2 separate regions of the Homo sapiens genome follow, and region 1 is linked to region 2. The links are chromatin loops, found by intact Hi-C in ENCODE. Cell type or tissue: IMR-90. All regions are shown on one strand. Links, peaks and the distances in the headings refer to the core of each region. The heading gives the core; the rest is flanking DNA.

Evidence for each region. Hi-C counts contacts between places; a loop is a spot of excess contacts. Peaks named below come from ENCODE experiments on the same cell type or tissue, not always from the same donor. Only the 100,000 strongest peaks of a DNase experiment are listed, where the experiment ranks them.
Region 1: a loop joins it to region 2, with 3 times the contacts of the local background. A loop is called at or near these places in 2 of 110 quality-filtered maps.

The regions. Positions count from the first base shown.
Region 1 is chr3:165,618,069-165,634,296 of GRCh38, reverse strand. No RefSeq gene overlaps it. Among named protein-coding and RNA genes, the nearest start is that of BCHE, 210 kb to the left of the region's middle. In IMR-90, for the core only: a CTCF peak has its summit at 9,350 (motif pointing left); no DNase peak of the experiment used is centred there.
Region 2 is chr3:166,004,188-166,020,415 of GRCh38, reverse strand. No RefSeq gene overlaps it. Among named protein-coding and RNA genes, the nearest start is that of BCHE, 170 kb to the right of the region's middle. In IMR-90, for the core only: a CTCF peak has its summit at 7,146 (motif pointing left); no DNase peak of the experiment used is centred there.

The DNA.
Region 1 (16,228 bases), core at 4,463-12,462, 390 kb after region 2:
GGCAGAAAGCCACAAAATTATCACAGGGACCCTTGCTATTGCAATTAGCCCTTTAATTGCTAATTGTGAGGATATCTGGGGAGGCCCAAATAAGGAGCCTGCAGATCAGAGCAGCAGTGGAGCACTTGAGGGGGTTGGGTCAGTAGCTACTTGCCAACAGGTTTGGGAATATTTTATATTTCACAAACCAGTTATGTAGTACCAGTGCATCTTTGCTGAATGCCAGCTCTGAGCATAAGGAACATTATGGGCAAAGACCTTGAGGCTCAGAAAAAATTAAACTGTTTGAGAGGCAGAAAGAAAGCCAGTGTGAATGGAATAGAACAATTATGCAAAATAACATACAAAGTGGAATGCAGGTGGAATGCAGGTGCCAAATTGGTACGTTTTTACTCTGTAGACTAGAGAGTAATCATTAGTGCTTATTTTAAAGGAAAAATGAATGTTCTGAAAAGTTGTAAGCAAAAGGTATGTCTAAAAAATTGGACGATGGAAAGAACAAAATGAATGAAGCCACTTTAGAAGTTGACTATGTATATCAAGTGGGTGATGGTGATGGCCAGGACAAGGATGATGACATTAAAGATAAGAATAAATTGTTTAAAGAACTATTTAGAAACTAGAACAGACTGGAATTTATTCAATTGGATGTACAGTGTGAGAGTAAAAGAGGAATTACAATGGATTCCTAAGTTTCTAGTTAGGCTACATGGTGGTGTTAGAAAAAAAATACTGGGAGAGAAACAGGATTGCTTTTGAAGAGAAACAGGTTTTTTCTTGATTTTGATATTTTATCTCTTTTCCTTAGTGTACATTCCACTGTCTGTGAGTGTTATGTTATAATTATCCTGAGGAGACTTTAATACATTGGCTCGATCTCTCTGCTTGGCATCACTAAGTTTAAAAGTGGTTAAACCACTTTGGGATTCTGAGGCGGGTGGATCACGAGATCAGGAGATTGAGACCATCCTTGCTAACACAGTGAAACCCCATCTCTACTAAAACTACAAAAAATTAGCCGGGCATGGTGGCGGGCACCTGTAGTCCCAGTTACTCAGGAGGCTGAGGCAGGAGAATGGTCTGAACCTGGGAGGCAGATCTTGCAGTGAGCCAAGATGGCCCCACTGCAATCCAGCCTGGGCGACAGAGTGAAACGCCTTCTCAAAAAAAAAAAAAAAAAAGTGGTTAAACATTTTGTTTCTTAAGGTATGATTATGTTCTCAAAAGACCATAAAAATTCCCCAGAATAAAACTGAATCTATGAATTTAGAAGATATAGACAGCTAGATATATTATATATAATATGCAATATATAATTTACATGTTCATGTTTCTGTATGTATGTGTGTGTGTATGAGTGTGTATAGATACATTTAAATGCAAAAAAACATTCTTTGGTGGTTACTCCAAGGAGTATGGGATCAACACTCCTCAAACAAAATTGATTCAGATGCCTAGCCTGATGATGCCAAACATGCCTCAAAAGATTACAAAAGGATTTCTTACTCACATAATGAAATTTTCTGGAGATAGAAGGATGAGCACCCAAATCAATCCACTGGGCTTGAGCAGAGAGAGTGGATTGGGCCCTTATAGTGACTAGAGGAATGTTCTGGGGAAATGTTCCTATGCACCCACAGGGAATTTATGGGCTTCAAACTTCCTGCTAGTGACCAGGGAAGAAGCTAGTGGGTTTTAAAATCAGCTTGGCCTAATGTGGAAAAGAAAGAAAAGTAAAGCTATCAGTGGTCAAAAATGTAGCCATATCCTTTATTATAAATCTCATTGCTAGGTTTTAACATGAGATCCTATATAGCCTTAGTTTTAGAAACTCTTGACCATAAAATAAACCCATAAAATAAAATTACCTTGCAAATAACCAACTGTATTAGTCCATTTTTCACATTACTGGTAAAGACATCCCTGAGATTAGGTATTTTATAAGATAGAAGTGGTTTAATGGACTCACAGTTCCACATGACTGAGGAGGCCTCACAATCATGGTAGAAGATGAAAGGCTCATCTCACATGGTGGCAGACAAGAGAAGAGAGCTTGTGCAGGGAAACACCTCATTATAAAACCATCAGATCTTGGGAGACTTATTCACTACCATAAAAGCAGCACAAGAAAGACCTGCACCCATGATTCAATTACCTCCCACTGGATCCCTCCCACAACATGTGGGAATTGTGAGAGCTACAATTCAAGATGAGATTTGGGTGGGGACATAGCCAAACTGTATCATTCTACCCCTGGCCCCTCCCAAATCTTATGTCCTCACATTTCAAAAGCAATCATGCCTTCCCAAGAGTCCCCCAAAGTCTTAACTCATTTCAGCATTAACTGAAAAGTCTATAGTCTAAAGTCTCACCTAAGACAAGTCATGTCCCTTCTGCCTATGAGTCAGTAAAATCAAAAGCATATTAGCTACTTCTTAGATACAATGGAGGTATAGGCATTAGATAAATACATCCATTCCAAATGGGATAAATTGGCCAAAATGAAGGGGCTAAAGGCCCCATGCAAGTCCAAAATCCAGCAGAGCAGTCAAATCTTAAAGCTCCAAAGTGATCTCCTTTGACTTCATGTCTCACATCCAGCTAACACTGATGCAAGAGGTGGGTTCCCCTGGTCTTGGGCAGCTGTACCCCTGTGGCTTTGTAGAGTACAGCCTCTCCCCTGGCAGATTTCACAAGCTGGCATTGAGTGTCTGCAGCTTTTCCAGGCTCACGGTGCAAGCTGTTGGTGGATCTACCATTCTGGGGTCTGGAGGACAGTGACCCTCTTCTCACAACTCCACTAGGCGGTGCCCAGTGAAGACTCTATGTAGGGGCTTTAACCCCATGTTTACCTTCCACACTGCCCTAGCAGAGGTTCTCCATGAGGGTCCCACCCTTACAGCAAGCTCCTGCCTGGACATCCAGGATTTTCCATAAATCCTCTGAAATCTAGTTGGAGGTTCTCAAACCTCAGTTCTTGACTTTTATGTACCTGCAGGCTCAACACTAAGTGGAAGTTGCCAAGGCTTGGGGCCTGCACCCTCTGAAGCCATGGCCTGAGCTGTACCTTGGTCCCTTTTAGCCACAGCAAGAGCAGCTGGGACGCAGGGCACCAAGTCCTTAGATTGCACACAGCAAGGGGCCCCCGGGCCTGGCCTACAAGCAATTTTTTTCTCCTAGGCTTCTGGGCCTGAGATGGGAGAGATTGCCACAAAGTTCTCTGACATATCCTGGAGACATTTTCCCCATTGTCTTGGTGATTAACATTTGGCTTCTTGTTACTTATGCAAATTTCTGCAGCAAGCTTGATTTTCTTCTTAGAAAATGGTTTTTTATTTTCTATTGCATAGTCAGGCTGAACATTTTTCAAAATTTCATGCTCTGTTTTCATTTAAAACTGAATGCTTTTGAAAGCACCCAAGTCACATCTTCACTGCTTTGCTGCTTAGAAATTTCTTCCACCAGATACCCTGAATCATCTCCCTCAAGTTAAAAGTTCCACAAATCTCTAGGGCAGGGGCAAAATGCCACCAGTTTCTTTGCTAAAACATAGCAAGAGTCACCTTTACTCCAGTTCCCAACAAGTTCTTCATCTCCACCTGAGACAACCTCAGTCTGGATTTCATTGTCCATATCATTATCAGCATTTTGGTCAAAGCCATTCAATAGGTCTCAAAGGAGTTCCAAGCATTCCTACATTTTCCTATCTTCTTCTGAGCCCTTTAAACTGTTCCAACCTCTGCCTGTTAACTAGTTCTGAAGTTGCCTCCTCATTTTGTGATATCTTTTCAGCAATGCCACACTCTACTTGTACCAATATACTGTATTAATTCATGTTCATGCTGCTGATAAAGACATACCCAAGACCAGGCAACTTACAAAAGAAAGGTCTGTTGGATCTACAGTTCTACATGGAGCAAGTCACATCTTACATGGGTGGCAGCAGGGAAAGAGAGAGCTTGTGTAGGGAAACTCCTGTTTTTAAAACCATCAGATCTCATAAGACCCATTCACTATCACTAGAGCAGCAAAGAAAAGACCTGCCCTCATGATTCAATCGTCTTCCTCCAGGTTTCTCCCACAACACATGGGAAGTATGGGAGCTACAATATGAGATTTGGGTGGGGATACAGAGCCAAAGCATATCAATACCTGAAAGTAGCAACTTGGGAACTGGGTAACAGGCAGAGGTTGGAATAATTTAAAGAGCTCAAAAGAAGACAGGAAAATGTGGGAAAGTTTAGAATTTCCTAGGGCTTATTGAATGGCTTTAACCAAAATGCTGATAATGATATGGACAATAAAATTCAGGCTGAGGTGGTCTCAGATGGAGATGAGGAACTTGTTTGGAACTGAAGCAAAGGTGTCTCTCATTGTTTTAGCAGAGAGACTGATGACACTTTGCCCATGCCCTAGAGATTTGTGGAACTCTGAACTTGAGAGAGATGATTTAAGGTATATGGTGGAAGAAATTTCTAACCAGTGAAGCATTCAAGATATGACTTGAGTGCTGTTAAAGGCATTCAGTTTTATGAGGGAAATAGAGCATAAAAGTTCAGAAAATTTTCAGCATGACAATGTGATAGAAAAGAAAATCCCATTCTGCAAATCTGCAGAAATTTGCATAAGTATTGAGAAGCCAAATGTTAATCCCCAAGATAATGGGAAAAATGTTTCCAGGGCATGTCAGAGATCTTCATGGTAGCCCCTATCATCACAGGCCTAGAGGCCTAGGAGGAAAACATGGTTTTGTGAGCCAGGCCTAAGGTCCCTGTGCTATGGGCAGCCTAGGGACTTGGTGCCCTGCATCCCAGCTGCTCCAGCCATGGCTGAAAGGGGCTAACATAGAGCTCAGGCCATGGCTTCAGAGGGTGGGAGCCCCAAGCCTTAGCATCTTCCACATAGTGTTGAGCCTGCAAGTACACAGAAGTCAAGAATTGAGGTTTGGGAACCTCAAACTATATTTCAGAAGATGTATGGAAACACCTAGATATCCAGGTAGAAGTTTGCTGTAGCAGTGGAGTCTTCATAGAGAACCTCTGCTAGGGCAATGCAGAAGGGAAATGTGGGGTGGGGTGGGAGCCCCTACACAGAGTCCCTACTAGGGCATCATCTAGTGGAGTTGTGAGATGAGGGCCACCATCCTCCAGACCCCAGAATGGTAGATCCACCGTCAGCTTGCACTGTGCACCTGGAAAAGCTGTAGACACTCAACACCAGCCCATGAAGGCAGCTGGAGGGGAGGCTGTACACTGCAAAGCCACAGGAGTGGAGCTGCCCAAGGCTATGAGAACCTACCTCTTGTGTCAGTGTGACCTGGATGTGAGACATGGAGTCAAAAGAGATCATTTTACAGGTTTAAGATTTGACTGCCTTGCTGTATTTCAGACTTGCATGGGACCTGTAGCCCCTTTGTTTTTGCCAATTTCTCCCATTTGGAATAGCTGTATTTACCCCATTCCTGTACCTCCTTTGCATCTTGGAAGTAACTAACTTGCTTTTGATTTTACAGGCTGGTAGACAGAAGAGACTTGTATTGCCATGGATGAGACTTTGGACTGTGGACTTTTCAGTTAATGCTGAAATGAGTTAAGACTTTGGGGGACTGTTGGGAAGGCATGATTGCTTTTGAAATGTGAAGATATGAGATTTGGGAGGGGCCAGGAGTGGAATGATATGGTTTGGCTTTGCTTCCCCACCCAAATCTCATCTTGTAGCTCTTGTAATTTCTACATATTGTGGGAAGGACCCAGTGGGAGATGATTGAATCATGGGGCCGGATCTTTCTTGTTCTGTTCTCATGACAGTGAATGGATATCAGGAGAACTGATAGTTTTAAAAACAGGAGTTTCCTTTCACAAGCTATCTCTTTGCCTGCTGCTATCTGTGTATCCATGTAGAACTGTAATTCCAATAAACCTCTTTCTTTTGTAAAGTGCCCATTCATGTATATGTCTTTATCAGTGGCATGAAAACAGACTAATACAGGTATCTTTAAAGCAGCGCCCCACTCTACTGGTACCAATTTACTGTATTAGTCCATTTTCACACTGCTGATAAAGATGTAAATGAGACTGGGTAATTTATAAGGAAAAAGAGTTTTAATGGACTCACAGTTTCACATGGCTGGGGAGGCCTCACATTCATGGCAGAAGGTGAAAGACATGTCGCACATGGCAACAACAAGAGAAGAGAGTTTGTGTAGGGTAACTCCCCATTATAAAACCATCAGGTCTCATGAGACTTATTCACTTATTCACTGTCATGTGAACAGCATCCACCCTCATGATTCAATTACCTCCCACCTGGTCCCTCCCACAACATGTCAGAATTATGGGAGCTACAATTCAAGATGAGATTTGTGTGGGGACACAGCCAAACCATATCACCAACCAATTAAAATATCACTCAAATATGTGAAAACAGATTGAGGTGTTAATGTGGATGGCATTTAAAAAGCCAAATACAATTTAAAAAATAGAGGTTAATTTATAAAACTTTTTATAAGATAAAAGTGATACTTTATACATGGGCTTTTGAAAATGCAAAAATGTATAAAGAAAAATATAAATCTTCCACAGACTTACTGAAAAAAATTATGTTAAAATATTTTCTTCTTGTTACTGTTCTAAATATATATCTGTACTGTATCTGTATCTGATTCTACATATTTACATATGTACATCTATATAGCTGTATCCATATCTGCATCTATCTATAATGTTTTCAGCTCAGCAATAATTGTGTTTTAACCTAACATTATCTTAGGTGCTATTCTCTCAGCAAATGTATTGTTCGAAGTTATTCCATTGAATGGGTATTCCAAATATATTTCACCATTATTCTCTCTTTATATAATATGCTGTTTTAAATATTTCTATAACAAAAATTATAAAGCACACTACTGAGAACTTTGAATTCTTTAGCTTGGATGTACTGAGTCGAACAACATGAATGATATTAATATTAATTCATATTTTAAATGTGCTTTTAAAAGAACTTGTGACAATTTCCAAATTTACCATGATATGAGAGTAAATCTCTACAAATAATCACTAGTAGTGGGTGTGTATTTCCAATACACACATATGTTTATATTCTTTGATAGTTAAAAATAATATCACAGTTTTTTATCCACACTTCTGTGATGCTGCTAGATAATTCTTGATGAATCTCTATTGTTTCTACACATCCAGACATTAGTCTTTGTTCTCCAGAACTATAGTCTCAAGAATGTTTTTACAAGCCACCCTGGAAAGATAGAGACAGGAACTCCCTCTGGTGCAAATGTATTTACATTTCCAGATAGTAAAGAGAAAGCCAGTAACTTCTTCTGTAGTGATTTAAAGATGTCTTACCCGTGAGACATTCCAGTTTAATAATTATAGAGACCCTCCTACTTCTCCAAAATGAACTTGCTTATATTCCAAGGTATAAAGACAGTGTCTGTCTCAAGAGGGGAGAAGAACAGGTTTGTCAGCAGCCCATTTATAAGACTAGAGTGTCCTAAAGGCGAGGTTCCTTTCCTGGAATGCTTCCCCATGGTATATTCATGTACCACCTGGCCCTTATCATGTTGCCCTGTGAAAACTGGGGCTCAGAGAACTGATGTGAAGTGTTACTCTGGCTAATCTACTGCATTGAATAAGAAACTTTGCTCTTACTCAGAAGTCTAATATCTTTCCACCAGATGCAACTGTAAAATTATGACTGGCTAACTTGCTAGCTTGCTGGCAGAGTGAATTCTCAAATGCTGAAATTTCTCACTTGGCATCTTAATGCTAGCGATATGGACAGGAGGCAGGGACCTAGTAGAAGAGGGCAATTCCCTTGCAAAGGCCCCACCCTCAAGCCTGGTAATCCATGTCCCTCAAAGGGAATAGGCATTCATGTTTTTGTGCCCAAATGCTGCCTTTTCCAAAACCACTCTGGCCTGCCATGCTCCTATCCTGTATGAATATAAACCCCAAGCTCCACTGACAGAGTGGCAGAACAGCACAGCAGTGAAAGAAAGAAGAGAAGGAGCTTTTGAACGTTGAGAGGAGTTTGTCTGGGGATGGTCAGAGAGGAGATCGGCCGCGAGACAGCTGAACTCCAGGGAAAGATCATCTTCTCACTCCATCTCTTTTTCAGCTCCTCATCCATTCTGTTGAGAGCCAACTCCATCACCCGATAAAATCCCCGCATTTACCATTCTTCAAGTCTGTGTGAGCTGATTCTTCCTGGATTATGGACAAGGACCTGGGGACCAAGAGGGCAGGGTGTAAAAGGCTGTCACCCTGACTCCACTGAGCTGGTTAACATTTAGCCACCCACAGATGGCAAAACTAAAAGAGCATCGTAGCACCCCTAGACATGGCCGTGGGGCAAGAGCCCAAAAGCACTTGCCCCAGCTCACCTGCATGCTCCCATAAGGGGTTTGAGTGCATGGCGGCCGAGTAAATGAGTCACACCCCTGTTGCAAGTCCCACTAAGGGGTCAGGGAACTCCTCCGTCTTAACTGGGGGCTCGCCTGTGATCCAGGGGTTCAGCACAAGGGTGAGTACAGATGCAGAGCTGTCGGATCTGCCTCTTTTCCAAGACCCTGACACCTCCCTCTTTCCTTTGAGTAAAATAAATATTGGCTCTTTTTTTCTTCATGGAAGTCTAATCGTTCCATGGAACCAGAGTAGAGTCCTGGGGCAACCAAAGGCATCTTTTGTTGCTGGAAGGCCCCAAGACTAAACTTCTTTGGCCAAGATCCCCAGACTTTGCTGTGGTGTCTTTTGTTTTTTCATGGCTTGAAATGGCTCCTATCTCTTCTGTATAATGTTAAGGGTAATGCTGCAAACTACTGAGATGTTACTAAGTACAATGTATGTTTGGCCCAGCAATCAAGGGAGCAATTTAGAACAATTTGGTTTCCATTTGTTCTTAGAGGTGCGACCCCAAACCTCCCCCTAATGGCTGCAGGTGATGCGTGGGATGGACAAGGTGCGGTGACTTACCACCTTACTGCCTCCCCTTCTGACTTGGGCACCTGGGCCTGTCTGCAGCATGCACAAGCTGTGCCCAATGGCCATGAGGGGTGGGAAAAAACCATGGCTGCCACTGGGCCCCCAGTGCCTCCTGATTGCTGCACCAGTAGAGCTTTTCCTCCCATGGTTGAGTGGTCCTTACTGGTCTGAACCGTGGAAGGGATACAGTAGTTGAAGAAACCCATTTGTACAGAGCAAGAAGTTCCCCCCAAAACACACTTTTTTTTTTGTACTTTAAGATATTTCCTTTATTCTTTTCTAAGTGAGAGGGTTCCTATCTCCAGCACTCTGCTTATAACAGGAAAAACAGTGGATGACCGACCCCTGCTGGCTGATAACTGCAAATTCACCAGGGCACATCTGAGACTTAATCTAAACAGATCCATGCAGCCCCTGAAATTTGTCCCAAAATCAATTCTAGGCTTCAGATTGAGGCCCTAGAATGAAAAACCTGATCTGAGGGATCCGAAGCTAGGCAACAGGCACAATGTAAATGGGTAGGACCAATTCCTGCTAACTAAATCTCTGTTTCATGGAAGGAGGCCATGCTCCATGACATAGATGAGGCCCAGGGAACTCAAAGGTTGTTTACGGCAGGGAAAATAGGGCGTAATGGGTAAGAGAAGATACTCCCACCCAATAGCACTTCCTCTGTTAGCACAGGTGAAAATCACTTTGGCACCCGTGGGTGGCACCTGCCAAGGTCGCCAGGACTAGGTGACAAGATGGAAGAGAAATAAAGGATGCCCACTTTCTCTCCATTACACCTCTGGTTATCACTGAAAGAAGAAAGAAAATGAAGGATGCCTCTATTTCCCTGTCTTTTAGAATTGGAAACCAGCTATCTTCACCATCCCCAGGTTGTACTTCTCTGGAGTGTACCCTGAACCAATGGGACTGATTTGACCCTCAGACTGTGGAGGAAAAATGCCTCATATCCCTCTGCACAAAGGTTTGGCCAAATTATGTTTTACAAGAAGGACTGGTTTGGCCTCAGGAAGGACCCATTCATTTTGATACAGCCCTGCAGTTGAACCTTTTCTGTAAACATGAGGACAGATGGTCTGAGGCCCTGTATGTGCAGGCTTTCTTTACCTTGCATGGCAATCCAGACCTTTCCTGACAGTGTAGGATTTATCCGTCCCTCCTGTTTGCCATCTCAGGGGAGGCTACAAGGGGCAATCCCAGGGAACTAATAAAACACATCCCAGAAGCACCTCCAACAGAGAAGCCAGCTCCCTGCAGCCTTGCTCCTCTAGGTCTACCTCATCCTCCCTATCCAGCTTCTCTCTCTTGCGTGCCCCCTCCTAGAAATCCTCACCCTAGACAAGCCCCAGTCTCGCTCTTGCTCTCCAACAGATGCCTGGTGAATTTGGCCTCAGTAAAGTCCAGGTTCCCTTCTGTCTACAGAACTTAAAACAGATTAAGGAGGATCTTGGCAAGTTTTCAGATGACTCTGACAGATAAATAGAGGCTTTCCCGAATTTCACCCAAGTATTTGAGCTCTCCTGGAAAGACTTTATGTTACTTTTGAATCAGACCCTGACTAACACTGTGAAGCAGGCTGCTCTGCAAACAAGAGTGAGATTTAGGGATGAGCTTTGTATCACATATAGCATCAGGGAAGGGGACAAACTTTATCCAACTGGAAGAGAGGCAGTACCAATAGATGACCCTGGATGGAATCCCAATGACGAAATGGGAGAATGGAAGAGGAGACTTTCAGGAGTGCATAATGGAGGGGTTACACAGGACTAGGACCAAGCCTCTCATTTATACCAAGTTATCCATGATAAACCAGGGATTTGATGAAAATCCCACTGCCTTCCTGGAAAGGCTAAGAGAGGTCTTGGTCAAGCACACTTGTCTATCTCTTGATTCAGTTGAGGGACAACTAATCCTGAAAGATAAATTTATTACTCAGGCAGCTCCTGATATCATGAAGAAGCTGCAGAAATAGGCCCTGGGACTAGATAGTACTTTAGAGAACCTCCTGAAAGTGGATACTTTGGTTTTTTATAAGTGAAAAGGAGGCCCGAGAGAGACAGAGAGGAAACACAGGAAAGATACAGGAGCTTTAATGACCACCAGGCAAGCCAACAAATCCCAGAATTCCCAGGATACACCCTTTAACTGGTACAGATGTGGCAAGCCAGGGCATTTTAGGAAGGATTGTCCAGGAAGCATGAAGTAGCCACCTTGACCTTGTCCAATCTGAAATGGGGACCACTGGAGGAGGGTGGACTGTCCCCAGAGATGCTCGTCACCAGTTCCAGACCAATCTCCCATATGGTCCAGCAGCAGGGCTGATGAGTCCCAGAGCTCATCTCTTCAACTTCCCGGTGGTCCAGACCACCATTACCATCCAGGAGCCCTGGGTAATTCTGAAAATCAAAGGGAGAAAAGTGGACCTCCTTTTGGAAACCAGAGCTGGTCTCAGTTCTCCTCTCCAACACAGGGCCCTCTCTCCTCTTAGCATGACCATGAGGGGCATCTCAGGAAGGCCTTTTACTGAATATTTTTCCTAACCTCTTAGTTGAAGTTGGGGAGACCTTTTGTTCACCCATGCATTTCTAATTCTGCCTGAAAGCCCAACTTCTCTGTTGGGCAGGGATATTCTGGCCCAACTGTGGACCACCATCCTGATGGCCCCTGGGCAAACTCTTTGTCTCCCTCTATTGGAGACTGATATTAACCCAGAAGGTTGAGCAATTGAAGGGAAGATTGGCTAAGCCACAACCGCCCTACGGGTCAAGGTCCACCTTAAGGATTCCCCCTCCTTTCCTAACCAGAAACAATATCCCCTGAAACTAGAGTTTAGGAATGGACTAGAAGCCATCATTGATAACTTGAGGATGCAGTGCCCCCTCAAGCCCTGCAATAACCCTTGTAATACCCTGATATTGGGGGAACAAAAACCCAATGGGGAATGGAAACTAGTTCAGGACCTCCACCTTGTTAATGAGGCTGTGGTTCTGATACATCTGGTGGTTCCCAATCTGTATACCCTGCCAGCTCAAATACCTGAGGTAACTAAATGGTTCACAGTCCTGGACCTAAAGAATGCCTTCTTCTGCATACCATTATACTCTGACTCTCAGTATTTGTTTGCATTCAAGGATCCTTCTAACCAAACCACCCAGTTAACCTGGACAGTGTCACCTCAGGAATTCTGAGACAGCCTCCACTATTTTGGGCAGGTAATTATCAAGAGACCTCTCTGAGTTCCTTTATCCTCAGGTTAAAGCTTTACAATACATAGATGACATTCTCCTCTGGGCTCCAACAGAGGAAATCTCTAAGGAAGGCAGTAAGGCTCTTCTTAATTTTCTAGCTAACAGATGATATAAGGTTTCAAAATCTAAAGCTCAGCTCTGTCAGACCCCAGTGAAATACCTAGGCCTAGTCCTGTCAGAGGGGACTAGGGCATTAGTCAAAGAAGGGTTTAAGAAAATCTTCTCCTTTCTCCTCCCCCAAACTGTCAAGTAACCAAGGGAATTCTTGGGCATTACAGGATTCTGCAGACTGTGGATACCTGGGTAGAGTGAAATAGCTTGTCCCTTATACCACTTAATAAAGGAGACTCAGGCAGCTAAAACTCACTGTCTAATTTGGGAACCAGAGCCTAGAAAGGCCTTTGACCAACTAAAACGAGCCTTCCTGAAGACACCAGCCATTTATCTCTCCATAGGAAAAATGTTTAATCTTTATGTGTCAGAAATAAAGGGAATGGCACTGGGAGTTCTAACATAGGCCCAGGGTACAGCCCAGTAGCCTGTTGCCTACCTAAGTAAGGAACTTGATTTAGTAGCCAAAGGGTGGCCAGCTTGCCCCTGAGCAGTCTCAGTGGTAGCCTTGCTTGTAACAGAGGCTATTAAGTTAACCATGGGGAATAACTTAACTGTTTATGCCTGAATAATGTGGTAGGACTACCATCTACTGCCTTCTTTATGTTTGTTTGTGTTTGAGATGGAGTCTTGCTCTGTTGCCCAGTCTAAAGTCTTGGCTCACTGTAACCTCTGTCTCCTGGGTTTATGTGATTGTCCCACCTCAGACATCCAAGTACCTGGGATTACAGGTATCTGCCACCACACCAGGCTAATTTTTGTACTTTTAGTAGAGACAATGGGGTTTCATCTTGCTGACTAGGCTGATCTCCAACTCTTGACCTCAGGTGATCCACCCACCTTGGCCTCCCAAAATGCTGGAATTATGTGTGTAAGCCACCATGCCCATCCCAGGACTACTGTCTTCTGAGGGGAGTCTCTAACTAACAGACAACCACCTCCTCAGGTACCAAGCTCTGCTATTAGAAAGATCTGCAGTTCAATTATATATATATATATATATATTGGGGTAAAATACTTCAATTTCTTTTAGGGCTTGTTATCTGTCATATGATGATGCTATACTAGAGTAAGATTAGAATTTGGTATGTTATTGCTACAAAAAGTCTGTTTTGTCAGACTTAAGATCTCTGTTTTAATGTTAATACTGGTCAGTTGTGCCTGAATGAGGCATTTCCAAGCCCCTTTTCTTATCATGGCCTGAACTAGTTTTTCAGGTCAACTTTGGAATGCCTTTGGCTGAGAGGAGGGGTCCATTCAGTCTGTTGGGGGGCTTAGAATTCTGTTTTGTGTTTACAGAGCACTACCATTATCAGTGACCCCTTCCCTTCCCTTTCTAATCACTGTTTCCTGTCAAAGGTAATCATTAAGCTGATTCCTAACACAGTGAAAGGGTTTGATGAGTCTGTTTCTGAAGTTTTCATAAATCAAAGTATTCAGTGTAAAACTCCTCTGTATCATTTTTTTCATCTATGTGGTTATGTGTAGTTTTCTCATAGTTCTATAGCAGAATTTTTCAATCTTGCACTATGCACATTTTGGACTGGATAATTATTTGTTATGGGAGCTGTGCATGGGAAGATATTTGGCAGCATTGCTGGCATATGCCCCTTAGAAGCCAATAACATTTCTCCAGTTGTGTCAACTAAAACTGTCTCTAGACATTGTCAAACATCCTCTGGGGATGAAATAGTCTCCAACTGAGAACCACTGTCCTATAGAATTCAAGTTAATATGATAAAAATTGTTAATCAATTTTACTACTGGTTGGTATTTTAGTTGTTTCTCTTATTTTATTTGCTGGTATGAACATTCTGCTACATATCTTGTGGTAACAATAGGCAAATCTGTTTGGTATATACATAAGGGAGGGATTACTGAGTCAAAATGTTAGTCTTAGTAGATACGCTAAGCAGTGCTTTAGAACTGGTTGTGCCAATTTATTCTTACATTAGAAGTGTGTGTGTTATATTTTCTATACAATTGTTGGTATTTTCAGCCTTAAATTTTAGTGCTTCTGGTAGATATCAAGTGTTATCTGTTTGTGGTTTTCCTTTGCGTTTTTCATTAAGTAATTAAATGCACTGCTTTTTCAGTCCATTTAATGTTGAGTGTACATTTGAATAAGTTTTTATGACTATATGTTCAAAATTTTTGCAGATTTTTAAAAATTAATTTGACCCATCTTTTGGGGAGTTCTTTAGACTTGCTAGAAGTAAATTGATTGTTAGATGTATACATAGCAAATGTAGCTTGCCTTTTTATTTTCTAAATGGTGTTTTTTGATAAGCAGTTATGTTTAACTTTAATGTAATTCCATTTATGTATCTTTATAGTTAGTATTTTTTGTGTCCCACTTGATACATTTGATATACACTAGATATTTCATATTTTCTTCTAGGACTTTTAGTGTTTTACCTTTCACTTTTAGAATTATAATCCCTAATAAATTAATATTTTATATAGGGTGAAATGAAATAAAATCTACTTTTTCTAATGGGAATATCCAATTGATACAGCACTGTTGATTAAAAGACCATTCTACTCCCATTGTAATTTATATGTTATGTAATTCACTATGTCATGGAATTATTACACTTATGTTATAAAACAGGTGACTTACGTGGCAGCATGCTCATTCTCACATGGAAACATTTCAAAAGAAAGCTTATGCTTAAGAGTGCTCTGTTTTATATTTTCTTCCACAGTTTTTGGCACCTCGACTCAGGTCAATACTGGACTTGCTGCTCCTCAACCTGGATTACTTCAGCAATGATAGTTTGCAGATCTGTCTCTCTCTCTCTCTCTCTCTTATTTTTTTTTTTTTCATTTTCAGATTCTCCTACTGAACATCTGAATAAGTCTTGCTGATGACCACGCTGTCGTCTTTCTTTAAAGACTACTGATACGGTTTGTCTCTGTGTCTCCAAACAAATCGCATCTTGAATTGTAATCCCCATGTGTTGAGGGAGGGACCTGGTGGGAGGTGATTGGATTATGGAAGTGGTTTCCCCCATACTGTTCTCGTAATAGTGAGTTCTCAAGAGATCTCTTGGTTTAAAAGTGCTTGGCAGGTCCCCCCTCACTCTCTCTTTCTCCTGCCACCTTGTGAAGAAGGTGCTTGCTTCTCCTTCGACTTCTGCTATGATTGCAAGTTTCCTAAGCCCTGCAGAACTGTGAGTCAGTTAAAGCTCTTTTCTTTATAAATTACCTAGTCTTAGCCACATTTTTATAGCGGTATGAAACGGACTAATACAACCTCCTAAATCATTACTATTTCCTTTATTGTCTTTGAATAAGTTTCTTTTAATCTTTTCATTACTCAGGGCTGTTATAGATGACATGGAAATGTACAGCCCAGTTTCCATAGGCATAAATATTTGTTTCCGGTTTTCTATCCATATTTGAATATAAGCATTCATTGAAACTCCAAGTCATTGTCCAGATTTAGCTCTCTACAACACAGAAAAATTCTAAAACTATTTCCCCTAAGAGACCTTAGAAAGATCAAATATATCTTTTGAATAATAAATAAATATAAAAAACAATATAAATATAGAAATAAAAAGACTAAAATATCCAAACTTAAACTCTTCTCTTCCTCTTGATTCAACTTTTGTTTGGCCTCCTTTGTGACCTCGACTTGAATTCCTCCATCCCCTTGCTCTGTTCCTGCTCTTCCTACTTCTGTACTTTGCAAGAACCTTTTTTTTCCTCTACCTCTTGCTGAGCACACAATTCTCATTAGATTATATCTCATTACAATGTCTTATAAAGAGTTAGATATCATGATTAGCCTTATTTTTATTGGTTAAATCTTGTTCCTGATTAATATAATCTAATGAAATATCTAGCCCTCAAAAG
Region 2 (16,228 bases), core at 3,905-11,904:
TTTCAACATGTCTTTTGTTAAATTCTCAAAATTCATGGACAGAAGCTTAAAAATTTAAATAACCACACACACACACACACACACACACACACACACAAACACCGAAAGAGTAGTCCATGACAGAAGAAAAAAAGAGTAAAAGAAAAATGAGAGAAAAAAAAGCAAGTGGAATGAGCAAAATATTGGATCAGTAACACATTACAAAGTACAATTGTGCAAGAAATATAAAAGCTTAAAAATTTATGAAACCTATTAAATCAACATGGGTGGAAATCAGTCAATGCCACTTGAAAAACGTCTCCAGATGATTCTATGTCACTGCAAGTTGATGAAACTACTTTACAAAAACAATGGTTCTCAGATTTTAGTGACTTCAGAGTCACTTGGAGAAGTAGTTAAAACACAGCTTTCTGGGCCCAGTCCTAACCCCTGAGTTTCTAATTCATTAAGTCTGGGATGAAGCTTAAGAATTTATATTTCTAAATTGCTTTTGGCAGTATGGTCATTTTCACAGTAATATTTAGTATACATATCCATGAGCATGAAATATGTTTGCATTTGTTTGTGTCTTTTATAATTTTTTTCAGTAGTGTTTTGTAGTTTTCCTTATAGAGGTCTTTCACCCCCTTGGTTAGGTATATTCCTACTTGGTTTATTTTATTTTATTTTGCAGCTCTTGTAAAAGAGGTTGAGTTCTTGATTTGATTCTCAGCTTGGTTAGTGTTGGTGTATAGCAGTGCTACTGACTTGTGTATGATGATTTTGTATCCTGAAACTTTGCTAAATTCGTTTATATGTTTTAGGAGCTTTTGGGGTGAATCCTTAGGGTTTTCTAGGTATACAATTATATAATCAGTGCACAACACAGTTTTATTCCCTTTTTACCAATTTAGGCGCCCTCTATTTCTTTCCCTTGTCTGATTGTTCTGGCTAGGAATTCCAGTACAATGTTGAATAGAAGTGGTGAAAGTGGGCACCCTTGTCTTGTTCCAGTTCTCAGGGGGAATGCTTTCAACTTTTCCCAATTCAGTGTAATGTTGGTTATGGGATTGTCATAGATGGCTTTTATTACCTTAAGGTTTGTCCTTTCTTTGCCTATTTTGCTGAGGGTTTTAATCATAAAGAGATACTGGATTTTTTCAAATTATTTTTCTGCATCTATTGAGATGACCATGTAATTGTTATTTTTAATTCTGTTTGTGTGGTGTATCACATTTATTGACCTGTGTTTTAAATCATCCCTGTATCCCTGGTATGAGTCCCACTTGATCATAGTGAATTATCTTTTAGATATGTTGTTGGATTTGGTTAACTAGTATTTTGTTGAAGACTTTTGCATCTATATTCATTGGGGATATTGGTACCATCATCATTCCTCACAGAACAAAAAAAAAATTATAAAATTCATATGGAACCAAAAAGGAGCCAAAGCAAGACTAAGCAAAAAGAACAAATCTGGAGGTATCACATTACCTGACTTCAAACTATATATAAGACTATAGTAACCAAAACAACATGGTACTGTCATAAAAATAGACACATTGGCCAATGGAACATAATAGACACCCTATAAATAAAGCCAAATACTTATAGCTAACTGATTTTTGACAAAGCAAACAAAAACATAGAGTGGGTAAAGGACAACCTATTCAACAAATGGTGTTGGGATAATTGTCAAGCCACTTGTAGAAGAATGAAACTTGATCCTCATCTTTTACCTTATACAAAAATAAACTTAAGATTGATCAAAGACTTAAATCTAAGACTTGAAACAATAAAAATTTTAGAAGACAACATCAGAAAATCTCTTCTAGACATTGGCTTAGGCAAAGGCTTCATGACCAAGAACTCAAACACTAACGCAACAGAAAGATAATTAGATGAGACTTAATTAAACTAAAAAGTTTCTGCACAGCAAAATAATAATAATAATCAGTAGAGTAAACAGACAACCCACAGAGTGGGGGAGACTCTTCACCAATATTCATCTGAGAAAGAACTAATATCCAATACCTACAAGGAACTCCAACAAATCAGCAAGGAAAACAACAACAACAACAATCCCACCAAAAAGTGAGCTGAGGACATGAATAGACTATTCTCAAAAGAAGATATACAAATGGCCAACAAACATATGACAAAAATGCTCGACACCACTAATTATCAAGAAAATGCAAATCAGAACCACAATGCAATAGCACTGTATTAGTCCATTCTCATGCTGCTATAAATAACTGCCCAAGACTGGGTAATTTATAAAGGAAAGAGGATTAATTGACTCATAGTTCCACAGGGCCTGGGAAGTCTCAGAAAACTTACAATCATGGCAGAAGGGAAAGCAAAAACATCCTTCTTCACAGGGTGACAGGACAGAGAAGAATGAGAGCTGAGCAAAGGAGGAAGCCCCTTATAAAACTATCAGATCTTGTGGGAACTTACTATCATGAGAATAGCATGGGAGAAACCACCCCATGATTCAATTACCACCCACTGGGCCCCTCCCAAATAACATATGGGGATTACAATTCAAGATGAGATTTGGGTGGGGACACAGTCAAATCATACCAACCACCTTACTTCTCCAAGAATGGTCATAATTAAAAAATCAAAAAATAATGGATGTTGGCATGGATATAGTGAAAAGGGAGCCCTTTTACACTGGTGGTGGAAATGTAAACTAGTACAACCACTATGGAAAACCATGGAGATTCCTTGAAGAATTAAAATTAGATCTATAATCTGATACAGAAATCCCACTACTGAGTATCTACCCAGAGGAAGTCAATACACAAAAAAGTCACTTGCACATGCATGTTTATAGCAGCACAATTCATAATTTCAAAAATATGGAACCAGGCCAAATGCCCAGCAAGCAATGAATGGATAAAGAAAATGTGATATATATATCACAAAATGTTTTTTATATATATATATACACACATATAAATCACAAAATGTTATATATATATCACAAAATGTTACATATATACACATGTATGTGTGTATATATATATTTTTATATTTATGTATATACACACACACACACACACACACACACACACAAACCATGGAATACTACTCAGCCATAAAAAGGAACATAATAATGGCATTTGCAGCAAACTGGATGGAATTGGAGACCATTATTCTAAGTGAAATAACTCAGGAATGGAAAACCAAACATCATATGTTCTCACTTATAAGTGGGAACTAAGCTATGAAGATGCAAAGGCATAAAAATGACACAATGGACTTTGAGGACTTGGAGGGAAGGGTTGGAGGGAGCTGAGGGATAGAAGACTGCACATTGGGTACAGTGTACACTGCTTGGGTGATGGGTGCACCAAAATCTCAAAAATCACCACTAAATGTTTCATGGATAAGGTGACTTACTCATGTAATCAAATATCATCTGTTCCCCCAAAATCTATTGAAATAAAAAAAAGCAAAAACAATTTATATTTCTAATAAGTTCCCAGGTGACACCAATGGAGCTAATCCAAAGACCAGATGTTGAAAACCATTGTATTCAAGATATTCTTAGAAAATTAAAATGATTTGGGTAGTTAAATTACATGTGACATTTTTGTGTGTTTGTTCTATCATATTCTATAGTGGCACATTTTAGAGTTGTATATGTATTGTTACTGTGACAACACATTTTAATATTCTAGTGCTGTTTCAAGTTTAATTGAGAAGGATATGGAGAATGCTCAGTCTGTATATGTTTATGAAGAATAAGTCAAGTTCATTTAAGCTTCATGCCTGTTTTTTACTTGCTTATCTTTCAACATTGTACTAATACTTAAATTTGGAAAGTATTGAATGTATTGCTGTAGTATTAGAGACAAATTCTATAATATAGAATCTTTACCCAGCAATCTTATCCACCTCCTGACAAGTACAGGTCCCTATATCATTGAACAAGTCTCTAGGTAGCTAAGTGTAATTATTGCACAAGCAGCCTCCTTCTTTCTCTCTGGTCAGTGCTTCCTTAGCTTTTTTCTCCAAATGGTTCATTTATTTAGTTAATTTGAGCTAAATATGTGTCACAGATTCTATGTTTGGAGAAGTGCAGAAACCTTGTTTGATCTAGCTTCCTTTGTTGTAATAATCAGGAAATTGGCACATTTTAATCTCTAAATTAATACTTTTATAAATTAATAAAATAAACTAAAATTCTTGTCTCGATTCCACAATTTTCTATTTAATAAAAATAATGGAATAACTTATATTTAAGCTTAAAGTGTGTTTAAAGGTGATAACCAAATTAACATTTTATTCATGAGATTTTAGTTGACCATAAGCTTGAAGAGTTACCTTACATTTTAATCATTTGAAAAAAACAGCTACAAATTATTAAGTGATTATTCGTTGACCTGCATGTTTAGAAGTGTAGTGCTATTGATATGAAAACTGTAAATTCTATTGTTCAGCTTATATCTGATATATTGCATTTATTTCTGAGTACTAGATTTCAAGAGGCTCATAGATACACCACAGAAAAAAAAACAACCCTGATGGAGAGGTGACCAGAATAAGGAATCTTTCTAATCATTTAGACAATATTTTATTTTAAACAATTTAACTATTCCTCCTTTAACATAAGATAGATTTGGAACAAAATGAGAAGCTATAAGAAGGTAATACAACATATTGGTTTTCTTAATAGTGTTTTCTAAAACTGAGATAGAATCTTTAATGAATCTCTGAATTGGTTGCCATCGTCACAAATTAAAGGGAATAGAATCACAAGTCAAGGATTTTTATGAAAGTGATCATTCTAGCAAATGGATGGCAGAAATAAACAACTTTTAAGAGGTGCTATCACTCCTAGCTCTAGTCTAAATTTTGTTCATGAGACAGAGATTCTACAATGTAGAGGTCTTCTGACAAAGAAAAAACCCTAAACTGTTTTAGAAGCCCCCAAATAACAGTGACATCTGACTCACAGGCAACATAACCTCAATTTTAGAACACAAATTAAAGCATTATTTTTAAAACAAATATTGCTTACTGTTTCATCACTAGATCAAATTTTCAAGTAAAGGCATGACATATATTTTTATATGAAATCAGACTTGTTGAAATGTTCTTATTTGAAAGGTACTCTCTGGAAAAGATCACCAGAAAGCCATTCCTCTAATGTTAAAACTAACCATTTAGGAAAAGCAAAAAAACTCTAACTCCTTCATACAACAAAACAATTAGATGGATAAAATATTTGTATGTTAAAAAATTAACAGTGTCACAAAAGTGACAACAAAATATATAAGTGAATATTTTTCAATTCTAATCATAGGGAATGAATGCCTTAATTTGAAATAATAATACTCAGACTCTCCAAAGCTAAAAGTTGATATATTTCACTACCTAACCTTTTCGACTACTGTTGCTAAAATCTAAGTAAAACAAAATAAATCAAGTCTAAAGAAGAAATAAAACTGAAAAATGTTATTAATAGTTGACTAAGAATGTATTTTCTTACCATAGAAAGAACTCCAAAAAGTAGAAAAAATATTCAGATCTAGTGAAACACTAATAGAAAAGAAATACATGATGAGTTTATACCTAATTGTTAACAGGAATGAAATTGATATTGAGTTTAGGAGGTGTGCTATAAGAAAGAAAACTTGCTTTTATCATGTTTCTGTATTATTTAGCTCTGAACCAAGAAAACATATTAAATTTATAGGATAAAAATTAATAAAAATATGTATTAAATGTCCTGCAAACTATTATAGATAAATATTTATAGTGGGATACAAGTTGATAAAAATATATCTGTATTGGCTAATATATGTAAAATATATGGACAATTATATACAACATTGATGACAGTGGTTACTCTGCTGGATACAACAAAAGTTTTGAAAGGAGTATTTTTAGTTGTCATTCTGTAAGCTTTATTCTTTAAAAATAAATACATATTTATTTTAAAGTAAGAATATACAAAATATGTATTAATTATTGCATATAACCAAATGCAATATAACATGATGCATATTAATTATTTACCACTGAAAACTTTCATCAAAGTAACTACAATCACGCTTTCACTATCAAAAATAAATACTTGAGTTATTGGCATAAATATTGAAATTCAAAATATGGGATTTGTGGTGCCATTGATCCATGCCCAAGAATGTCACTTTCTTCCTCTCTCCTAGAGGCAAAGTAAATAGAATAAATTTTGATTAGAACATAAAAAATTGATTGACCATATTAACTTACTAAGTAGCTATTAAAAGTCTACTGAATGTTATGCTAGGAAAAACATTAATATCAAATGTAATTCCTTGTACATGTAAGGTCTTGTACATTTTCTCCCACAAATTAAAAATAATGGCCAATGACAGAGGAAAATCATAGTATAAAAACAAAATAAATATTTGTACATGGAAGTACCTGTGGTCCTTCTAAATTCTAGTGAGATGTGTACTTTCTTAGCTAATACTCTTATCCTGTGATGCTGACATTGCCTTTCTTTCTCAGTATCTTATCATTTTTCTGGACACTGTTCAAGATCTTATAGTTTCTCAGTTCTGAATAGGTAAGAGGAACTGTTAACTTGTTTGTTTTGCTCATAGTAACTGTTTAAATTAAAATCTTTTACATGAATTCAATAAGTTAAATAACTACAATTTAATTTTGCTACTACAGAATTGGGACAAAGTATTTTAGAAAAATCAAATATATAGATTTATAAATTACTTCTATTCAAAAAAACCCATGAAATTTTAAAATAAATTACTCATACATATATGTATATAAAATTCAGATAATAAATAGAATATTACTAAAATATTTTTCAAATACACTCATACTGTTTTTGAATAATCATGTTTATCATATATAAATTACACATAAATATAAGGTAAAATTATAATTTATAAAGTTTATAACTATAAATGAATTATATATAATTTATATATTTCTAATGATTTTCTTATGTTAATTGATAACTTCTACACATAATTTCTTGATATATTGCACACACACTACCAAATTGCCTCATGGATGGTATCATTTTTTTAAATACTTGAACAATGGTTCCATTTAAATGCAAATAGCACCTGTCTTCTAAAACTTTTAAGACTAAAATAATCTATTAAACACACACCACATTATGGTAACACCGCCATCTGCTGGATAGGTTTATCAAATTTTTGATGCTTGGTAATAAGTATGACCATTACTGCTATTTAAAGTTGTAAATTGCAAGAAATCATGAATCTACATTTATTGACTATCCACATATCTACAGTTTCCTCTCAATAAATAAAATAAGAATTCATATAAAAATTAGGTACATTAATTTTTTTTAGGTTTGGTAAAGTTTTTATTATTAGCTATAAACAATCAGATTTAATGAAGCAATATATCTGCTCATAAAAAGTATAAGGGATTATTAGAATTTTACACAAAATATCCCTACTCACAGAAGGCCTAATGGAATAAAAACAGTAATTAAAATGCCAAAAATAATTTTTGGTGTTTGACACCGGGAAAATGAAACATTTTGCCTAATTTTTGATAGTGTTACATGTTGAGATATGACATGTATGGCATTTCCATTGACACAAAGCCTTGCTTTTTAGCTCAAACACATCTCGTACTTTCTTTAACTTTCCCTTCAACCTTTATTTTAAGTTCAGGGATAAATGGTCAGGATGTGCAGTTTTGTTACATAAGTTAATGTGTGCTTTGATGATTTGTGGCACAGATCACCCCACCTACTAGGTAATAAGCCCAGCATCAATTAGCGATTTTTCCTGATGCTATTCCCCCAACCCCACCCCAACAGGTCCTGTGTGTGTTGTTTTTCCCCACCATGTGTCCATGTATTCTCATCATTCAGCTCCCACTCATAAGTGAGAACATGTAGTGTTTGGTTTTCTGTTCCTGCATTAGGTTGCTGGAGAATGGCTTCCAACTCCATCTATGCCCCTGCAAAGGACATGATCTTGTTCTTTTTTATGGCTGCATAATATTCCATGGTGTATATGTACCACATTTTCTTTATCCAGTCTATCATTGATGGGCATGTAGGTTGATTCCATGTCTTTGCTATTGTAAATAGTACTGCAATAAACATATGCATGCATGTACCTTTATAATAGAATGATTTATATTCCTTTGGGTATGTATCCAGTAATGAGATTCTTGAGTCCAATGGTATCTCTGCCTCTAGGTCTTTGAGGAATAGCCACACTGTCTTCCAAAATGGTTGAACTAATTGACATAGGTACATTAATTTTTATGAGACAAAGAGATTCTGCAACGGAGAGGTCTTTTGCCAAAGAAGAAAGTCTAAATAGTTTTAGAAACCCTAAGACAATAGTGACAATTTGACTCACAAGCAACATAAATATGGTGTTCAATTTTTTCTTATCCCACTAGACACCAAATTTATGACCAACATAAAAATAAATAAATAAATAAATAAATAAATAAATAAATAAATAAATTGAGTAAAGCCACATTGCTGCTTAAAACTTGACTCTCTTACCAGACTTGTCACTAGAGATTTGGCTAAATGCAATTAAAAGTGAAACAAACACTTGACCTAGAAGGAAGACATATGATTTTTCTGGCTTCAAAAATAGAATGTTCTATGGTTAAAAAGACAGCTAGGTACTCAATGGAGGAATCCTGATAAACCCCAAAGATGAAGGCAGTGATTGGCATGTTCTTAGCTCCGTGAGGGCAGAGAACATCTCCTTCTGAACATTATTTCCTATTGTATAGCTATATTCATTAAATGATATTGGGCATGACTAACTGTTATTGATTGAAAAGCAACCCTAAGAAGAATAATATTTGGGCAGTAGAAATCTTTTTTAGAATGAGTAGCCACAGTGTATTGGAAGCTCTTTTGATGTGTGGCTGTCACATATATAAAGAACAACATTAGAAAGGCTTCTTTTTCAGAGTGAGTAGTTACTGTAAGCAGAGAACTATTTTTAAGGTTTTCCTTTAACTGAGTACAAAAATGAAAAGTGTCAAAACCATGTAAAAACACAAGAGGTCAAAAGCCAGGGACTTTTATTGCTAATCAAAGAGTTGCTGTCACAAAACACTTTTGTTGCTATAAACAAAGCAGAACTTTAGTTTTAATTTCGTTCTCTAGATACAAAAGAACATATCTCAGCTATAAAGCTAGAGCAAGTAGTAATAAAGAACAAACTGTCTAAAAAGATGAAAATACATTGTTTTGATTTGATAAACATTATTTTGTTAAGAATGCTTAAAACAACCTATTGGAAATTACAGAAAACTAAATTGAAGCTGTAGTAAGCAAAAGAGTGTAGTACTGATATAAAAATAAACACATAGATCAATGGAATGGAAGACAGACCACAAAAATAAAGCCATAGACCTACCACCAACCGATCTTCAACAAAGTTATCAAAAACATTTGCACTGGGGAAATGACATCCTGTTCAATAAATGGTGCTGGGAAAATTGGATAGCCACAGGAAGAATGAAACTGGGCCCATTCCTCTTATCATCTACAAAAATTAATTTGAGATGGATTAAAGACTTAAATATAATACCTGAAAACTATAAAAATCCTAAAAGAAAACCTGGGAAAAACTCTTCTGGATATTGGCCTAGGCAAAGAATATATGACCGAGTCTTCAAAAGCCAACCAACAAACTAAATTCATGACAATTGACAAAATAATATAAAAGAAGGTAATTATAAGAAAATGTGAAAGATACGGAAAATTCAGTCTAGGAAAAACAAGCTAAAAAAGAATGAGATAGTGGGCATGGTAGCATGTGCCTGTAGACCTAGCTAATCAGGATGCTGAAGTGGCAGAATTGCTTGAGCTCAGGAGCTAGAGGCTGCAGTGAGCTTTGATGACGCCACTGAACTACAGTCTGGGTGACAGAGTGAGACCCTGTTTCAGAAAAAAAAAAGCAGAAAAAATACAAATTATGTATTACTCAAATAAGTGATAGGCTGAACATGGTGGTTCACACCTGTAATCCAAATACTTTGGGAGTCTAAGATGGGAGGATGGCTTGCACCCAGGAGTTTGAGACCTGCTTGGGAAACATAGAGTGACTACCATCTCTACAAAATTACAAAAAATTAGGGGGGCATAGTGGCATGTGCCTTTAGGCCCAGCTACTTGGGAGGCTGAGGTATTAAGATTGCTTGAGCCCAGGAGGGTAAGGCTGCATTGAGCCAAGTTTGTGTCATTGCAGCCTGGGGGACAGAGTGAGACCCTGTCTCTAAAAAACATAATAATAACAATAATCACAACTATTTTGGACGGGCACTGTGGTTTACGCCTGTAATCCCAACACTTTGGGAGGCTGAGGCAGACAGATCACCTGAGGACAGGAGTTCGAGCCCAGCCTGGCCAACATGGTGAAACCCCATCTCTACTAAAAATACAAAAAACTAGCCAGGTGTGATGGTGCACGCCTGTAATCCCAGCTACTCGGGAGGCAGAGACAGGAGAATCACTTGAACCTAGGAGTTGTAGATTGCAGTGAGCCAAGGTCTTGCCATTGCTCACTCCAGCTTGGGTGACTAGAACAAGACTTCATCTCAAAAAAAAATAATAATAATAATAATAATCTTAAACTGAAGCTTAACATGAATGTATAAACAAAATCTAAGTATTCTAATATCAAGTGTCATTTCATTGAAATATTTGAGTTTTAATATTCAAAAACAATATAAGCACACAAATAACACAGGATAGAGATGAGGGAAAACAAAGGAAAAGAACACAGCCTGGAAACAACAAAGGATATTGATAACAAAGCTGCAAGGAAAGATCTTTTATGGGGAGGGAGAAGGTAAGAAGTAGACAAAGACTTAAAATTCAAGAATTCTCCAATCAGCCAAAATACTTTTTATGCATAAAGAAAATAGATATTCCTGACTCAGTAGATGCTTACAAATTATTCCCTGATTAAGTCATTAAAACAAGCGTTCAGTAATTATATCACTTATGTAACTTCTTAAATAAATTACACAGATATAATTGTTTGAACAAAAGATGAAGTAAAACACAAGCTGAAGAATATAAGACTGTACAAAAAGTTTACTGTTGTCAATTAAATTAGCTAAATATGAGTCAAGTCCACATAATTATTCTACAAATAAAAAATAATCAATTAGAATAATCTCAAAAGAAATACATAATATAAAATTAACATGAATATTTATCTGCACCAAAATATCTCTGATTTAATAAACAAATTGAATGGAGTATATGAGGAAAGTGTTTAGAATTTAAATATCCATCTTTTACAGATGGGCTACTCTTTTATTGTTTACATTGCCAATAAAAATAAAGTTTCAGGTGTGTGTCTGCTTGCAAGGATGTGTGTGTGTGTGTGTGTGTGTGTGTGTGTGTGTGTGTGTGTGTGTATCTGGTTAATTGTAAAAACATAATTAATTGATTTTAATGGTAAATCATTTTCTCCTACTGTCTTTTGGGATCTGTGATGTAGCACTAGTTGTTTTTCTCCTGCCCCTGGATGAAAAGCTGGGCAGTATCCTTATATTTTCGATTCACTGATCCCAGAGAAATACAAACTACCATCACAGAATACTGTAAACACCTCTACGCAAATAAATTAGAAAATCCAGAAGAAATGGATAAATTTCTGGACACATAAACCCTCCAAGACTAAACCAGGAAGAAGTTGAATCTCTGAATAGACCAATAACAGGCTCTGAAATTGAGACAATAATTAATAGCTTACCAACCAAAAAAAATTCCAGGATCAGACAGATTCACAGCCAAATTCTACCAGAGGTACAAGGAGGAGCTGGTACCATTCCTTCTGAAACTATTCCAATTGACAGAAAAAGAAGGAATCCTCCCTAACACATTTTATGAGGCCAGCATCATCCTGATACCAAAGCCGGGCAGAGACACAATAAAAATAGAGAATTTTAGACAAATATCCCTGATAAACATCGATGCAAAACTCCTCAGTAAAATACTGGCAAACTGAATCCAGTAGCACATCAAAAAGCTTGTCCACCATGATCAAGTGGGCTTCATCCCTGGGATGCAAGGCTGGATCAACAAACGCAAATCAATAAACGTAATCCAGCATATAAACAAAACCAAAGACAAAAACCACATGATTATCTCAATAGATGCAGAAAAGGCCTTTGACAAAATTCAGCAGCCCTTCATGCTAAAAACTCTCAATAAATGAGGTATTGATGGGACGTCTCTCAAAATAGTAAGAGCTATTTATGACAAACCCACAGGCAATATCATACGGAATGGGCAAAAACTGGAAGCATTCCCTTTCAAAACTGGCACAAGACAAGGATGCCCTCTCTCACCACTCCTATTCAACATAGTGTTGGAAGTTCTCGCCAGGGCAATCAGGCAAGAGAAAGAAATAAAGGGTATTCGATTAGGAAAAGAGGAAGTCAAATTGTCCCTGTTTGCAGATGACATGAATGTATATCTAGAAAACCCAATCTTCTCAGCCCAAAATCTCCTTAAGCTGATAAGCAACTTCAGCAAAGTCTCAGGATACAAAATCAATGTGCAAAAATCACAAGCATTCTTATACACCAATAACAGACAAATAGAAAGCCAAATCATGAGGGAATTCCCATTCACAATTGTTTCGAAGATAATAAAATACCTAGGAATCCAACTTACAAGGGATGTAAAGGATCTCTTCAAGGAGAACTACAAACCACTGCTCAACGAAATAAAAGAGGACACAAACAAATGGAAGAACATTCCATGCTCATGGGTAGGAAGAATCAATATCATGATAATGTCCATACTGCCCAAGGTAATTATAGATTCAATGCCTTCCCCATCAAGCTACCAATGACTTTCTTCACAGAATTGGAAAAAACTACTTTAAAGTTCATATGGAATCAAAAAAGAGCCCACATTGCCAAGTCAATCCTAAGCCAAAAGAAAAAAGCTGGAGGCATCACACTACCTGACTTCAAACTATACGACGAGGCTGCAGTAACCAAAACAGCATGGTACTGGTACCAAAACAGAGATACAGACCAATGGAAGAGAACAGAGCCCTCAGAAATACTACCACACATCTACAACTATCTGATCTTTGACAATCCTGACAAAAACAAGAAATGGGGAAAGGATTCCCTATTTAACAAATGGTGCTGGGAAAACTGGCCACCCATATGTAGAAAGCTGAAACTGGATCCCTACCTTACACCTTATACAAAAATTAATTCAAGATGGATTAAAGACTTAAATGTTAGACCTAAAACCATAAAAACCCTAGAAGATAAACCTATTCAGGTTTTCAATACCATTCAGGACATAGGCATGGGCAAGGACTTCATGTCTAAAACACCAAAAGCAATGGCAACAAAAGCCAAAATTGACAAATGGGATCTAATTAAACTAAGGAGCTTCTGCACAGCAAAAGAAACTACCATCAGAGTGAACAGGCAGCCTACAGAATGGGAGAAAAATTTTGCAATCTACTCATCTGACAAGGGGCGAATATCCAGAATCTACAAAGAACTCAAACAAATTTACAGGAAAAAAACAAACAACTCCATCAACAAGTGGGCAAAGGATATGAACAGACACTTCTCAAAAGAAGACATTTATGCAGCCAACAGACACATGAAAAAAATGCTCATCATCACTGGCCATCAGAGAAATGCAAATCAAAACCACAATGAGATACCATCTCACACCAGTTAGAATGGCGATCATTAAAAAGTCAGGAAACAACAGGTGCTGGAGAGGATGTGGAGAAACAGGAACACTTATACACTGTTGGTGGGACTGTAAACTAGTTTAACCATTGTGGAAGAGACTGTGGTGATTACTCAGGGATCTAGAACTAGAAATACCACTTGACCCAGCCATCCCAGTATATATCCACTGGGTATACACCCAAAGGATTATAAATCATGCTGCTATAAAGACACATGCACACATATGTTTATTGTGGCACTATTCACAATAGCAAAGACTTGGAACCAACCCAAATGTCCAACAACGATAGACTGAATTAAGAAAATGTGGCACATATACACCATGGAATACTATGCAGCCATAAAAAAGGATGAGTTCATGTCCTTTCTAGGGACATGGATGAAGCTGGAAATCATCATTCTCAGCAAACTATCACAAGGACAAAAAACCAAACATCGCATGTTCTCACTCATAGGTGGGAATTGAACAATGAGAACACTTGGACACAGGAAGGGGAACATCACACACTGAGGCCTGTCGTGGGGTGGGGGGAGGGGGGAGGGATAGCATTAGGAGATATACCTAATGTAAAGGACGAGTTAATGGGTGCAGCACACCAACATGGCACATGTATACATATGTAACAAACCTGCACGTTGTGCACATGTACCCTAGAACTTAAAGTATAATAAATATGTATACATATTTTTTTTAAAAAAGAAAAGAAAAAGAAAGTGTAGTTATGATCAGATTTCTCTTCCTTTCCTCTACGTAATATTTCTTCTCTTCCATAGAAAAGTAACACCTGTTTCTGGCCACTTTGAAATTGGAGTTAGGGAATAGTGGTACAAAGTGAGAAAGGAGATAAGCTTTTTATCTGAGGAATTCAAGCCCCTTTAAATTATCAGGTCCAGAGAGAGAGAGTGAAATGTGACAGCAGTCAAATCTCTCTCCTCCCTTAGGCCAAACAATTACCCTTTGATGCCATTTGGTATGTTGGCTTTAGAGTGATTGATATCCAGTAGCCCTACAATGCCATATACCAAACACCATAACTCATATCCTATATTTCAACAATGTATGGTCAATTACTAATCAATGTTATTTATTTATGTATGCCAATGAGAATTCCTGTCGAATAACTGTGCATCAGCCACCTCCTTATTCCCATTTGCCTTTAAAAACTTGCTTCTAACAAAGGCTCAATTGAGCACTCACCAAGGCAACTAGGAAGTATATCCCAGGCAGCTTTCCTCATTTTAGCTCAAGTAAACTCTTTAAAATTATATTTTATCCTCAGCTTATTTCTTTAGGTCAACAGGATAAAGGAAGTTGAGAAAGATCTTACTTCAGAAATACTACCATGATGCACTCAGACAAGCCCAAACTTGGCAGATAGCTAAGTCTAACATGTTGTCCTGAGAAAAGTTCTCCAGTACTGAAGACCTCCCATCTGCAATGTCCTGTAGAGAGGAAATGCCTGCTGGATAGTCATTTATTCTCAGTTCCCAGGAATACTTTCCACTTCTCTCTGCTGAGATCTAGTTCCTCAGCCTGCGCAAAATCTAAAGTAACACATATTTGAATATCTTTCATGGGTTGACTCATGACCAAAAAAAGAAAAAAACAATGCTATCAATACCTTGCCCAAAAACTGTAGAAAGACAAAACAGCCAAAAAGGCACCTTTTTCTGCTTTGATAAACTACCCCACCATCTCTCACTCTTTCTCAGTTGTAAATCAGACAATATTTTAAGATGTCTGCTAAAGTACAGAGGAACACAAATGAAGAGCTCCACATGGTTTCTTCAGAGCATCATTTTTCTTATTTAAAGTTCTATTAGAATGCCACCTCTCTCTGGTTCTCATCCCCTCTGAGACTCACAGCACAATCCATAAGCCCTAGAGAAAAATAGTCTCCAAAGGTACTTCCACATCCCCAACTCTCAACTCTGTTAGATTCTCAATGTGAATAGTGGGAGAGGCTAGTCATTTAAATAGATGCACTTCTACTTTTAAGTTTATAATCTAGCATCTAACTTTAAATGTTTCCACCTAGTTTGTTTCAGCAATTTTTTTTAAAAATGAGTATATATGTCACTAGACAGAATGCTGAATATAACCACTGAAAGATCAGATTCTGTATTTCTAGAATTTTTTAATTGAATAAATGCATTTTATGTAACTAGAGCAAAGAAGACAACAAAAACCTAGGACTTAGAGCAGAAAGCAAAAAATAACAATAATCACACTGCATTAATGATGGTAATAACATGAAAACATTAATAAATATTAAAACAAAAAAAATGAGTGTTGTAGGACAAAGCCTGTCCCGTATCTCATCCTACTTTTACTCTAGCCATAAAGCCTCCTTGGAGATCCTCAGACAAATCACTTCCTTGTTGATCCCTTTAGCTGGAGCAACTAGAAGCTGCACCTTTTCAAGCCTTTGCTCAAATGCTATCTTTTCAAGGTGACAATGACTCTCTAAAATTCCAACCAAACTTCATCCCCTACACTCTCCATTCC